Linked DNA regions of Mus musculus: regions 1 and 3 are each linked to region 2. Evidence: chromatin contacts called from ENCODE Hi-C or POLR2A ChIA-PET data. All regions are on one chromosome and are shown on one strand. The core of a region is the stretch at or near the end of the contact, and the rest is flanking DNA. Distances in the headings are between cores, read along the strand shown.

The links. A loop is a pair of places that touch in the nucleus more often than their neighbours do. ChIA-PET counts read pairs that join two places held with the same protein, here RNA polymerase II (POLR2A).
Region 1: a loop to region 2 is called in a map of T-helper 17 cell, with 2.8 times the contacts of the local background. The contact joins the promoter of Noc3l here to the promoter of Hells in region 2. A Hi-C loop is called at or near these places in 6 of 37 maps with a recorded cell type or tissue (T-helper 1 cell, T-helper 17 cell, T-helper 2 cell and 2 more). POLR2A ChIA-PET finds 5 or more read pairs at or near these places in 1 of 5 experiments (embryonic stem cell).
Region 3: POLR2A ChIA-PET joins it to region 2 with 16 read pairs in Patski. The contact joins the promoter of Tbc1d12 here to the promoter of Hells in region 2. A Hi-C loop is called at or near these places in 4 of 37 maps with a recorded cell type or tissue (heart and v-Abl transformed pro-B cells). POLR2A ChIA-PET finds 5 or more read pairs at or near these places in 3 of 5 experiments (Patski and embryonic stem cell).

What each region holds. Positions count from the first base shown.
Region 1 is chr19:38,816,679-38,820,818 of GRCm38, reverse strand. Noc3l (NOC3 like DNA replication regulator) reads left to right here and starts at 1,582. Exons shown (of 21, transcript NM_021315.2): 1 at 1,582-1,726; 2 at 2,674-2,881. The coding sequence starts at 1,718.
Region 2 is chr19:38,928,958-38,932,876 of GRCm38, reverse strand. Hells (helicase, lymphoid specific) reads right to left here and starts at 1,887. Exons shown (of 22, transcript NM_008234.3): 1 at 1,802-1,887; 2 at 1,365-1,486. The coding sequence starts at 1,469.
Region 3 is chr19:38,835,224-38,839,487 of GRCm38, reverse strand. Tbc1d12 (TBC1D12: TBC1 domain family, member 12) reads right to left here and starts at 2,909. Exons shown (of 13, transcript NM_145952.4): 1 at 2,042-2,909. The coding sequence starts at 2,781.

The sequences.
Region 1 (4,140 bases), core at 333-2,832, 110 kb after region 2:
AGGAAATGTTAGGGAAAGGCAGAGGGCAAGATGATTGACCAAAGAGCAAGAAACATGGGGTTAGTTTTGAATAGAAATGGGGATACCTCATCCTTGGAACAACCAGATGCAAGCTGAAGAAGTGGGAGTAACTGTTGATATGTTTGGGAAGGAATTCAGCCACAGGCTTGGTAAGAAAGAGCACAGGCTGATGTTTCCAATTAGTGTGATGAAGTAATCTAACAGTGAGACAGGCTCTGCTGTTTCCAAGACAGGGTGTGGAAGGAGAGAGAACAGGGAGAAAGTTAGAAGGGAGGTGGAAAGACGATGCCAGATAGAAGGCATTTTTCTCTGAGGTGAAAAGCAGAAAGGACTAGTCTTTGTAAGATTACCACTGTTCATGATCTCAGTGGCCCCTGGGTTTCTTCTGGCTTATCTCACCAGCTCAGAACTGTGAGGCCAACAATGTCAGGGCTGTGCTCAAGAACGATATACTTAACCCTGGGCATGGTGACTCTATAATTAGTACTTGGGAAACTGAGACAGGAGCATATTGAGTTGAGGGTCAGTCAAATAACAACGGCGTCTCTTTTTCTTTTTCTTTCTTCCTTTCTTTCTTTCTTTCTTTCTTTTTTTTTTTAAAAAACCTTTAATAGCCTCAAGTTCATCTTTGTGATTAACTTTTTATTTTTATTGTTTTTTATAATTTATTATTTTGTTTGTATATATGTGTGGGTGAGTGCCTGCCTGAGGAGGTCAGAAGAGGTCCTCAGAGATGGATGTGCTGGGAATAGAATCCGGGACTTTCTGGAGGAGCAGCAAGCACTCTTAAACACTGAACCACTTCTCCTGCCCAGTGTTTTATTCTGTTTTTTAATTTAGGAAAAGGTCTTTGGGAGACAAGTACTTAAAATACACATTCTTGCGATGCTTAAATCTTCCTGGAAGAGTTAACGATTCAGTCAGATAGTATCTTTACCAAAAAGGTAACAGAATCCTAATTCTGCAAGTCTCACCAATATAGTACTTTATCATATAATGGTTAAACCCAAAGAAAAAACGATTCCACAGTAAAACCATAGACTTTTTCTCTAGACAGGGACTACACTGGGTAGACTAGGCTCTGTAGACCGGGCCTCGAACTCACAGTGATCCACCTGCCTCTACCTCCCAGTGCTGGGATTAAAGACGTGCTCCACCACGCCTAAACTTAAGTGTGGACTTTCGGTTGGTGGAAGGTGGTGAGAGATCTTTCATCATTCGGTTCAAAGCCCCAGTGCCTGTGGAGGGATGGCTTCCAATAAAGAAGCTGCGGTTGCCCTCTAGAAGATCCAGAAGACGAAGTACCCGCAACAGGCGGAGCCACAAGACGCCGGCGATCAAAACCGCCAAGCCCTCGTCTTTTGTCTTCTCCAGGACTGAAAAGGAATCCGGGCGGGAACCTGCTTGAGTCCTTCAGCTGGGACGCCCACTCGCCCACTCTTCAGCCTCAGCGATTCTCACAAGGGTCAGTCCGTGAGAGACTGAGCCCGGGACCAGAGCCACCAGGGGGCGCACGCACCGCCGCCCGAAGAGGAAGTCCCGCCTCCCGTTTCCGGCGGCAGAAAGGGGGAGAGGCTGAAAGCGTCTTCCGGTTTGGGAAAGGTTGCGCTCAGTGCACGTGTGTCTTTTCCACCCGGCTCCTGCGTGTTCCTCTGTCCGAGTGATCTTGTCTGTGGTACTCCTCGCAGGCCTAAGGATGAAGGCGGTAAGTGCTGTCCGAACCCCGGCCCCCGGGAGTTGTGGCTGCTTGGGTTGACAGGGTCTCCCTCTGCCTGGCTTATCTTTCCCTTAGGTTTTGAGTCTGGTATAGGGGGCGGTGGCCTAACTTGGTGCTCCCTAGCCGATCTATGCTCCATCCACTTTGGGTCATTACTGGGGCTTTTGCTTCCTCGCCCACTACGCCCAAGCACGACCTCAGGCTGCAGATGCGAGGCCAGCACCGGGCCCTGCCACCGAATGGTGTCAGACTGAAGGGTTTTCCAAACTGTCTCTCGAATCTTATACACACGAGAAGCAAGTCTAAAGTTCCTTGAACCTGTTTTGTGAGACACTGAACCCGAAGAGAGCCTGTTTCCTCCTTAAAGTGTAAGGTGATAGGAAGGCTGGTGATTTTTCCCAGATGGAGAGGGAATTTAGAAGTAGCCTTGGGATTTGGATTACAAAGCACTTACCAGCGAGAGCGCTGGAATAACTTCTGTAACCTTCGCTTCTTTATGAATGACGTGAGGATTATTATTATTTAGGGTGTTGGGAAGTGTGAGTGCTTTGTAAATAATAAACCGACAAATGAATGTCAGTTGCTAAAGGCATCCATTATTTTGCTCTGAATGTGTTGCCGTACCAGTGTTAGACTAGCCTTGAATGACCGTTTGCCACAGAGAAGAGATTCATAATGTTTTGCTTTCAGATTGCACACGTGAGAGACTAGATTCAGATCACAGGGAAATCCCGTGTGGAGCAACTGATGCTCTAGTGCCATTCTGTAGGATTGCTTACTGCCGTGCATTGGTTTTTAGTTCTTACACAGGACCCGTGGTTGTGAGACAGTTTTGAAATTTGCTTTATTTAATCTATAAAGAGTTTTCCTTCACCTGATTTTAAAAATAATCAGAATTTCTTAGTTGTAGTGTCTCTTCTGTTGTTGTTTTCTAGAGAAGAAATAAAAAGCAGGTCCCAAGCTTTCGCAAGTTGATAAAAACTAGTAAAGTGAAACTTGAAAACAAATTGAAAAATAAGCAATTTAAACAACAAAGTACCATCAAGAAGTACCGAAAAGAGCAGAGGAAACTAAGGCAAGCTGTAAAAGATGCTGTGTCTAAAAAACCCATTCCGCTGGAGGACCCAAAGAGCAAACGGCCAGGTAACGAAAGTGTTCACTTACGCTGGAATGTTCTCCATGGAAGTGACTTGTTTTCTAGTGTCCACTTGTCCTGTGTTCAGATCCTTGTAGGTCTAGGTAAGGTCTTTTATGCTTTACCACAGTAAGTATGAGAAAACAATGCAAGACCATATGCCCTGTGAGAAAACTAGCTTCTCCTTTTCGTTGGCATAGACAGCAGATCTGAAAATGTACTTGGGGGATGCTCAGAGCAGCTGTGTAAATTTCGGGACACGCATCAGGGCTGCCGGCTTCCCATCCACTGAGAGTTAGCCGTGGTTAGCCTGCTTGGTTTTGCTCCATTCTTCACCATGCTGCCAGTAGGTATTTCCTTTTCTAAACTTGTGGTTTTCTTTCTCCTTGTACACTTGGGGTGAAGTTCAGCTGTAATAGTCTCGGTTGTTTTGTAGAACCATCTAAGGACCCCAGCTCCTCAAAACAGAAAAATATGATCATTTTAAAGTCAGGACAGTTCTCTAGCTGATGTAACTGTTCATTGTTCTATAGCCATCTCTCCTTCTCTTAACCTCCATGCAGTCTGACCCAAATGCAGCATTATCGTGATGGGTAGTGATCATTTGATTGGGAATCAGGAATAAAAAAATCTTCTCTTGGTTTTTGTTGCTAGCTATGTAGTCTTGGTTGGTCACTCAATCTCCAATCAAGGAACAATGAGTTAGCTGGTTAGATACTTTCAGAGATCTCTTCTAAGTTTTACAATCTGAAAGGTGTAATATGCTAATAGCTCCTTAATAAAAGAAAAGCAAAAGATTTCTTTATTTTTGCAACTTAGAATCTAAGTGAAGTTGCCAGAGAGGGAGGAATATAAGAAAAAGGCAGGTGCAAACGCTGTTGAATTTGATATGAAAATATTGAAGGACTTTTTTCTACTAAAGTGGGAGGCCAGGTCCTTGGATGACGGAGAAACGAGGCAGGTGAGGGAGTTAGAAGTGTGACGACAGAGAAAAAGGGGATTCAGTGGAAGAGGAAAAGCTGATCAACAAACACACCAAGTTTCTGGTTTGAGGAGTGGATTATTAGTTTAGATTAGGGGTTTTCTTCTATGCAGTGTTTATCAGTCTTAGTGCTACGAGGAAGGTGAGCTTTGTTAGGGAAGACAGTAAGAGTGTTTTGTTCACAGTTGACTCTTCTGCACTCAAAAGGGGTTGGGACACTTAGTTGTTACTGTTTTTTAATATATAATTATGTGTATTTATGTAAAAATAAAGAGTCGAGTTAAG
Region 2 (3,919 bases), core at 638-3,137:
CCACTTTCAGCATTACCTGTGATTCAGCTACCATATATGCAAACATAGAGTATAAAAGGTGCAAAGCCTTCAATAAACCTGCGATCTTGCCTGATTTGTCTTTAGATAGTGTCAGTCTCCTTCCCTTGCTGACTCTACACCTCTTTGGGACCTGAACCCTGCTGAAGCTGGACTCTGGCACATTTACTTTATGACCAACTGGCTCAGCTGGTAAAGCACAACTGCTCTTGCAGAGGTACCAGGTTTGTTTCCCAGCGGTCCTGCTATGTCAGACGGCTCACAACCTGCTTAGTCTAGCTCCAAACTCACCTGCAGCTACTCCAAACTCAAATGGACATCTCACACTCACACACACACTTCAGAAAAGGAGACCTACTGTGAGTTCCAGCCCAGCATGGGCTACAAAATTGAAGATTAAAAATCCCAAAGAGTGTTCATACTCTATTGACAGAATGAAATAAATGCAAGGAAAAAAAAAAACTAAGATGGAGTTAAGAACTTCCCATGATTATATCACCTTTTCTTGCATATGCAACAACTAAGCAGCAGGGTGGTGGCACTTCATAGTACTAATCAAGAACTAAACTTGCCAAATGTTAAAAGCTGCTTTCACTACGTTTTAAAAGATTCTGTTTTTTAAAGAAATGTACAAATACTGTAACTTACCATGAAAACATACACCTCAATTTTAGCTAAAGAACCTTACTTGTAGAAAACTAAAACAAATTGATTACTTAGGCAGCAAACAGTAATAAATTGCTAAGAAATCCTTAGGAGAAGGGAATGATATGCACACTCCAGTAATCCCAGCCAGCACTGGGAAGCTAGGCAGGGGGACCCTAGGATATGAAGGCCAGCATAATACTGTCTCAAAAACAAACCCAACAGAAAAATAGAGGGGAAGGGAATTATCAGTAGACCCGGCTTACAGCCCAACCGTTGATTAATGTCAACGTCTACCACCTCTGTCTACTAATACATACATTATGACTCGGGGCATTAAAGATTAATAATGTTGGCCATTAGGCATACAGTGAGAGAACATATTTTAAAAGCCAATAAAGATGGCAAAAGCAAGCAAACACTTACCAGTGACTCTTGACTGAATCTTAGTAGTCAAAAAAGCAATCTGAAACGTCCACTCAAAGATAAGTTGCAACCTACCCCGCCCAGACCACACTTCAGAAACCTATCTATCATTCAAAGCCCACGCCAAGATTTCCACTTTACAAGTACGGAGAAGCCAAGTGGCCAGGGCTGCTTGGAAGTTCAAGGAGAAGCAAGTGGGGGAGGCAGGCGGGGAGGCAGGCCGGGGGTGGGGGTGGGGAGCCGGGGAGAACCGCCGGCCGTGGACTTTACATTACCTCTTCTAACATCTTCCGCTCTTTCTCAAGTCCCGCAGCCTCGAGCTGTTCCTCCTCCTCCAGCATGGCTGGAGTAATCACCGCAGGCTCCGTTTGTTCGGCCATCTCTGGAGCCAAGGACCCTAAGGGAGCACGGCGGGGGCTTTCAGAACGGGATTCAAGTTACAACCCCCGAGTTCCAACTTCGGGAAGCCACGGCCTTCCCCCTCCCTGGCCGTCTGCATCGCCGGCCAAAGCCACGGACAGCGTCTGGGTGGCAAAGCCGGTCGGCCGGGACCCAGCTCGTGAGGAGACCTGTAAGGGAGACGTGGGGGAACGCTTCCGTGCCACCAAGCAGACCAGGTCGCCGCCGGCGGCTCCTCACGCCTTTTCCCCTCCTCAGCCCGGACCCCGGCGAGCTCCCTCCCCGGGGTGCAGCCTTCACGCCGCCGGCTCACCGCTGCTGCTCGCGGGCGGCTCCGCAGGCACGGCTGGACACCGGCCGGGGACCCAGTCGCCTCAAACGCCGCGAGCTAAATCCTCACACCCCGCCGGCTCGCTCGCCCCGCGGCGCAAGAAATTCGCGCGCTTCTCTTTCGCGGGAAAACCCGGTGGTCTCGCGAGACTTCGGGCTCCCCGCCCGCTGCAGACCTCGGCTCACGAGATTTGGACGCGCTTGGCTTTGCTTTCCGCCTCTCCCCAGGAGGGATGCGTTAAGCCTTTACCTGGACCCAGGCAAAGGGGGTGTAGCTAGCTCCAGCCTTGAATGTCGCCCGTGGTCACAGAGGCGCCGCAGACCGTAGTGGCCCCGATCGCCCCTTTCTTATTTAATGATGGTCCCGAGTTGTTCGGCGGGTGCAAGACCTCTTCACACACTGGATTGTTTGAACGCCCCCAATACCTGTCCTTTCGGTAGGTGAAGGTCGATGTTAGGGTGTCAAAAACGGCCAAGCTCGCTGGACCCTGACCAGTTGTAGTTCGCGGTTTTTCGTAAACTTCCTTTCCAAATAACTCTGAGGAGTGGTTTGTGAGTAAGAAGAAAGATGAGAAATTAAGATTATAGCTAGTTCAGGGGGGAAAAAGTATTTAGGATAAAATAGCGAGTGATAAACTGACTGAGAGGAACGGAGGAGAGAACAAGGTCTGTAGGTGTAGCGGAGTTGGTGTAATGCCTGCCCACAGGGAAAGGCTCCCTTGTCATCTCGCGCAGTGGAGGTCCAGGCACAGGATTAGGACTTTTGGAAGGTCAGTGATCCTTGGTTTACAGACACCCTGGAGCCCTGGAGTACATGAATCTTTAAAAAAAAAAAAAAATTTTTTTTTTTTCAGAAAACAAATAGACCGCTAATAAGAGTGGGTGCTGAAGGGTTTTTCTCGTGGCCGTTTTGCTTAGGTTTCAATTCCTTTTCTGCAATGCTTTACGCACGGAGAAGAAAAGTCCTGCAAATTGTCCGTTAATCTCTATGAGTACCAAGTCGCATTTGTAAGCCTACCCACACACCTCTAAATATGCACACTAAATAAAAATGTAAAGAAAAATTTAAGAGAAAAAGACATGGCTTTACCATAACCACCTTCGGGGGGATCCTCTATTTTAAAAAATAAGATTTTATTTGCGACAGGGTCTCACTATGCTGCGCTCCTCCCCCCCTGGTCTAGAACTTGCTATGTAGATTATGCCACCCTTGAACTCATAGAGCCCCACCTGCCTCTGCCTCCCACGTGCCAATGTATGCAACCATGCCTTGATGGTCGGCTTCCCTTCTAGGTCTTTAGGAAGAGCAGGTTGATTTGTCCAGAACAAGAGTTGGAGCACAGTGCAAATTCATTTGGTTCTCACAGAACAGACATCTGCTACATTGCTACATTAATTTCCTGACTCATCTTGGCTGCTGTGTAGACTAAATACTAGCAATGGCTAAGAAAAGCACCAGCTCTCTGCTTTCAAGGCCTCTGTGTAAATGCCTCCAGAACAACAGAAAATATACAGCAATGAACCAGAACTTCTAAATCCTTATGCATAGGTCTCTTAAACTCCAGAACCGGAAACAGAATAGAGTAATGGGAGAACTGGCAGATCTTTAAGACTAGGTAATTGGATACCTGGGGGTTGAGGAAAATGACAAGCAAAGAAATGTCAAAAAGCCAATCAGCCCAGGGTAAGAGTAACCTAGGCAGAAACTACAGCCACTGGAAGCACTTACGGCTCCTGCACACCACCTGAGTTTGGTTCCGAGCATGTGCATGTGCCTGTGCCTATAACTCCATCTCTGAGCCGGGCGGTGGTGGCGCTCAACTTTAATCCCAGCACTTGGGAGGCAGAGGCAGGCAGATTTCTGAGTTCGAGGCCAGCCTGGTCTACAGAGTGAGTTCCAGGACAGCCAGGGCTACACAGAGAAATCCTGTCTCGAAAACCCAAAAAAAAAAAAAAAAAAAAATTCAAATCTAGTATATGAATTACCATTTTCACTGCCTTATTTTCTCTTCCGGATAGAAATCCCGGAAGCCTACCTCCAGGAATCTAGGATTAACATTCCGTTCTCCAGGGTTCCTAAATGTCCACTGAAGTCTTTCAT
Region 3 (4,264 bases), core at 1,660-4,159, 94 kb after region 2:
CTCATTGTGTACAAATAGGCACACAACTGTGTAACTTTCTAAACCAGAAATCCTGGGGACAGCTGGGACTGTGGCTCAGCCTGATGTGCATGAGGTTCTGGGTTTGATTCCCAGCACGGTATACACCAGACTTGTTTGTCAACACCAACTTGTTTTGTCAAAGCCTCCAATCCTAGAGGGTAGTAAGAGAAAGGTCAAGGGCCATCTCGGTCATCCACTTGGGCAAGTCAAGGTGCACCCGGGCTACAATGATGCTGTATTAAAAGAAAGCGTTTCTATTGCTTCAGGTTATAGTTTAAAATCTCTGAAATGAATAAAAACAGGAAAAACTGTGAGAGATAAGAGTTTACAAGTTGGAGATATTTGATTTGCCACGCAATAAACCACCACCAACAACAACCCAGAGTCAAAATCTACCTGACAAGACACTTGCTTTTCAGGAATGTGCAGTGTTCTGCCACCACTTCCCTATCCCTATGAAGCCAGAAGAGCCTCCATCTGGAATCTGCAAAGTCCAGCATCATAATATAACTTTCAAGAATGTTAAATCACAGATAAAACATCACTAAAAATTAAAGTTACCCCAGCAATGTAGAGGGGCTGAGGAAAATCCCAACTGAGGTAGGGTAGGAGGGGGTTTGAAGGCCAGCTTCAACTACATAGCAGGCCCTTCTTGATGGGATATGAGGGAGAATGAAGTCTCTCCAGGTAATTACAGTGTTCCAGCAATCCATACCCATAAAATACATGCTCCCAAACATAAAAACTCACATAAAAGTGAGTCAAACCTCACCCCCAACACACACACACACACACACACAGAGAGAGAGAGAGAGAGAGAGAGAGAGAGAGAGAGAGAGAGAGAGAGAAGAGAGAGAGAGAGGAGAGACCACATGATGTTGCTGAGGATGTAACTCCATAGGTAGGCTACTTGCCTTGTGTCCCTGAGTTCAATTAACAATGGGGGTTGGGGGTTGGGGGTAGGGAAGTTCATGAAGAGAGATAAAGCCTATCTGAGATAAGTAGAAGAGGATTTCCTAATTTCCTAGAGAGCTATAGTAATCTGAGCTAAAAGACTGGGATCTTATTCTAAGCACTAAACTGCCAGTTTCGTTCTGTTTCGCTTTGTTTAGAAACAAGATCGTGCTATGTAACCCTGGCTGGTCTGCTAGTAGATCTACTAATAGCTGTGTAGTCCAGGCTGCCCCTGAACTCATGGCAATCTTCCTGCCTCATCCTTCTATAGGAGTACCGGCATTAAAAGTGTGTACTCCCGACAAGGAATGAGCTTTAGTAAAAGCAACGGAAACAAATACTATGAAAAAAATATCATTTCTGAGCCCAGCATGGCGGCATATGCCTTTAATGTCAGCACTTGGGAAACAGAAACAAGCGGATCTCTGTGAGTTCGAGATCAGCCGACAAAAATCAAAAAAGAAAAAGAAAAAAAAAATCATTTCTGAATTTAAGAATCCCCAAACTAAGCCCGCAAAATAGCAAAGACATTTTCCACTAGACTTGACTTGAGTTGAATCCCCCCTATCCAGAGAATGGGAGAGGAAGAGCCCAAAGATTGTTTGATCTCCACGCAAGGATACATGTGCGCACACACATTAACACAAAATAAGTGTGCAGTTAAATTATTTTTTTTTTTAAAAAAAAACCTCGAATCCCCAAACTAATGGAACGGGCTTAGACTCCAAGCAAATAAACTTCACAGACTTCTACACCACACACTGCCGCCCGCCCAGTCCAAATCCTAGTAATACAATTACAAAAAAATAATAGGGCAGTGGTTATCTGATGTTCCAGATGAAGAAACTGAATGTGTAGTATTGGGAGGCTGGTCAGACCTGGAAGCACAACGCTTCCTGGGGACGGAGTAACACCAATCCTGGCTCCAGGCCCGGAGCTCACAAAGCCATCCGGTCCCCCTACCCTAGCGACAGATCAAAGCTGAGTCCCGACGTTCCTGTTCCGTACGCTGGAAGGCAGCCCGTTCCCGGCCCCGCCCAAGCCCCTCGCGCGGCCAGTGTGATACCTGGCGAAGAAATCCGCGAAGCCACCGCTCCGTCGAGCCCGAGCCGTGGTGCCCCCGGGACCCTGCTCTGCCGCTGGCAAGGGTGCGGACGGCCCCGCTGAGGGCAGGAGGTCGCCGGCGCTCTGACGGCGGCTCACCTCGAACGTGTTCCGAGAGCCGAAGCGGGCGTCGGGGAGGCCGAGGCTGGGCTCCGCGCTCTCGACGGCCCTCCCGGCAGGGGTGGCGGCTGCGGGGTCCGGGTCGTCCGTGTCCCCGGCCGCCAGGCAGCAGCTCCGCAGCGGGTCCTCGAGCGGCGCGGCCCAGTCGTCCAGGCCACCCGCACCGTCCACGCCCTCGTCCGCGGGCTCCAGCAGGCAGGGACGGCCGCAGGTTCGGCGGCGACGTGCCTCCTCTGGGCCGCGACGGTCCTGGCGCAGCAAAAAGCCCGAGTCTCCGTTGGTCATGCCTGAGCCGCGCGCCGCGGGGACTGCTGCCGCCGCCGCCTCCTCCGCCTCCGCCTCCGCCCCGCCGAGCCCGGGCTTCAGCGGGCCCGCGGCCGCCGCGAGGTACCGCTGCAGGAGCTGCCGCGGCGGCGGCGCCTCCTCCTCTCCAGCCTCCTCCGGCGGCTCCGCGGCGACAGCGCCTCCGCTAAAGCCGCTGGTGGCCGGGACGGTCTTCCCGTCCTGACCCATGGGCCCCGGGACTGGGAGCAGCTCGGCGTTCCTTCCCGAGCAGGCTCCGGCATCCTCGGGACCCATCATCTGAGGCGGCGGAGGAGGACTGCCCTGCGTGCAGGGTTCGCGGCCACGGCCGCCGCGACGTCCCCGGACCCACCCCTCCCACCCGGCGGCCGGGGCAGTTGCCGGAGGCCGGGCACGCGCTGGGATCGCGCACGCGCACCAGCGGGGCCGGGCCTGCCCGCGACCCGGCGCGTCCCCGAACCATAGAGACGGCAGCTAGAGCGACCCGGGAGGACAATCTGAGATCCTCCACCCGGGTGACAGTGCTTAGCCTAAGGGAGGGCAAGGCTCACTTCGCATAAACCATATCACTTGACGGCGATTTGTTTGTGAGAGGAAACTAAGGAAGTTAGTTTAAGTGCTCCTGTCTTGACAGTTTTTACCTTCTCTAACAGCAGTGAAGAACTCCTGGAACCGTTCAGGGCTTCGTTGTCCACATGACAGCCCCTTACCTATCTTTTCCACTTAGTCTTCCATGTTTACCAAAGTCTGATCTCCTAACACTTTTTAACACGTTGGTTGTTGGTTGTCGTGTCACCTGGGTACGGAAATGAAATGGAGCCAGGGCGAGAAGGACTGTTTGGCTCAGTGGTTAAGATTGCCGACTGCTCTTTCAAAGGTCCTGAGTTCAAATCCCAGCAACCACATGCTGGCTCACAACCATCTGTAACGAAATCTGATGCTCTCTTCTAGAGTGTCTGAAGACAGCTACAGTGTACTTACATATAATAAATAAATATTAAAAAAAATAACTGCAGCAACCTGTGGTAATGGATTAAGATATAATGACCGTTTAGTGGAAATAAAATGTATTTAATGTGTGAATCGCAAGACATAATAACTAGCCACAGGAGTGATAGGAGAGCAGCCAGGAATAACAAGGCTATGAGATTGCTGTGGTGTGAAGAAACAGGAAACTGGATTGGGGAAAGACATTGGAATTAACTAACATAGTGAGAGTTATAAACTTGGGTTAAAGTTCTGGTTTGGTCGAAGGGGCCATTTATGTAAGCCACAAAGGGGGTCGGGGGATATCAAGTGACTCTACCTCCATAGAAGAATGAGCATAGGGCAGAGACCCAATAGTGTTGGTATTTCAGAAGAGATGAAGTTGTTGTAAAAGGCCCAAATAGACATTGTTGTAGTAGGATAATGCAGTAACTAGAGACCATTCATTCTACAAATGCCTCTGAAAGCAAGTATAGAAATAGAATGGAATACTTAGCAAAACAAAGCAGTAAAAGCGTTTATTATCAAGATCTTTTGAAAGGTGGAAGATAGCTCAGTTGGTCACGTTGTCATGCAAGCATGAGGACCTTTCCTGTATCGCAGCACTCACATAAAAAGCCACTTTGTAGAATGCCCTTGTACAGCTAACATTGGAGAGGCAGTCCCTGGGATGCTCTGGTAACCGGCCTGGCTAAGGCAGCTGGCCTTAGATCTTATTAAGAGGTCATGTCTCAGACAATAAGATGGGCAGTCCCAAAGGAGTAACAGCTGAGTT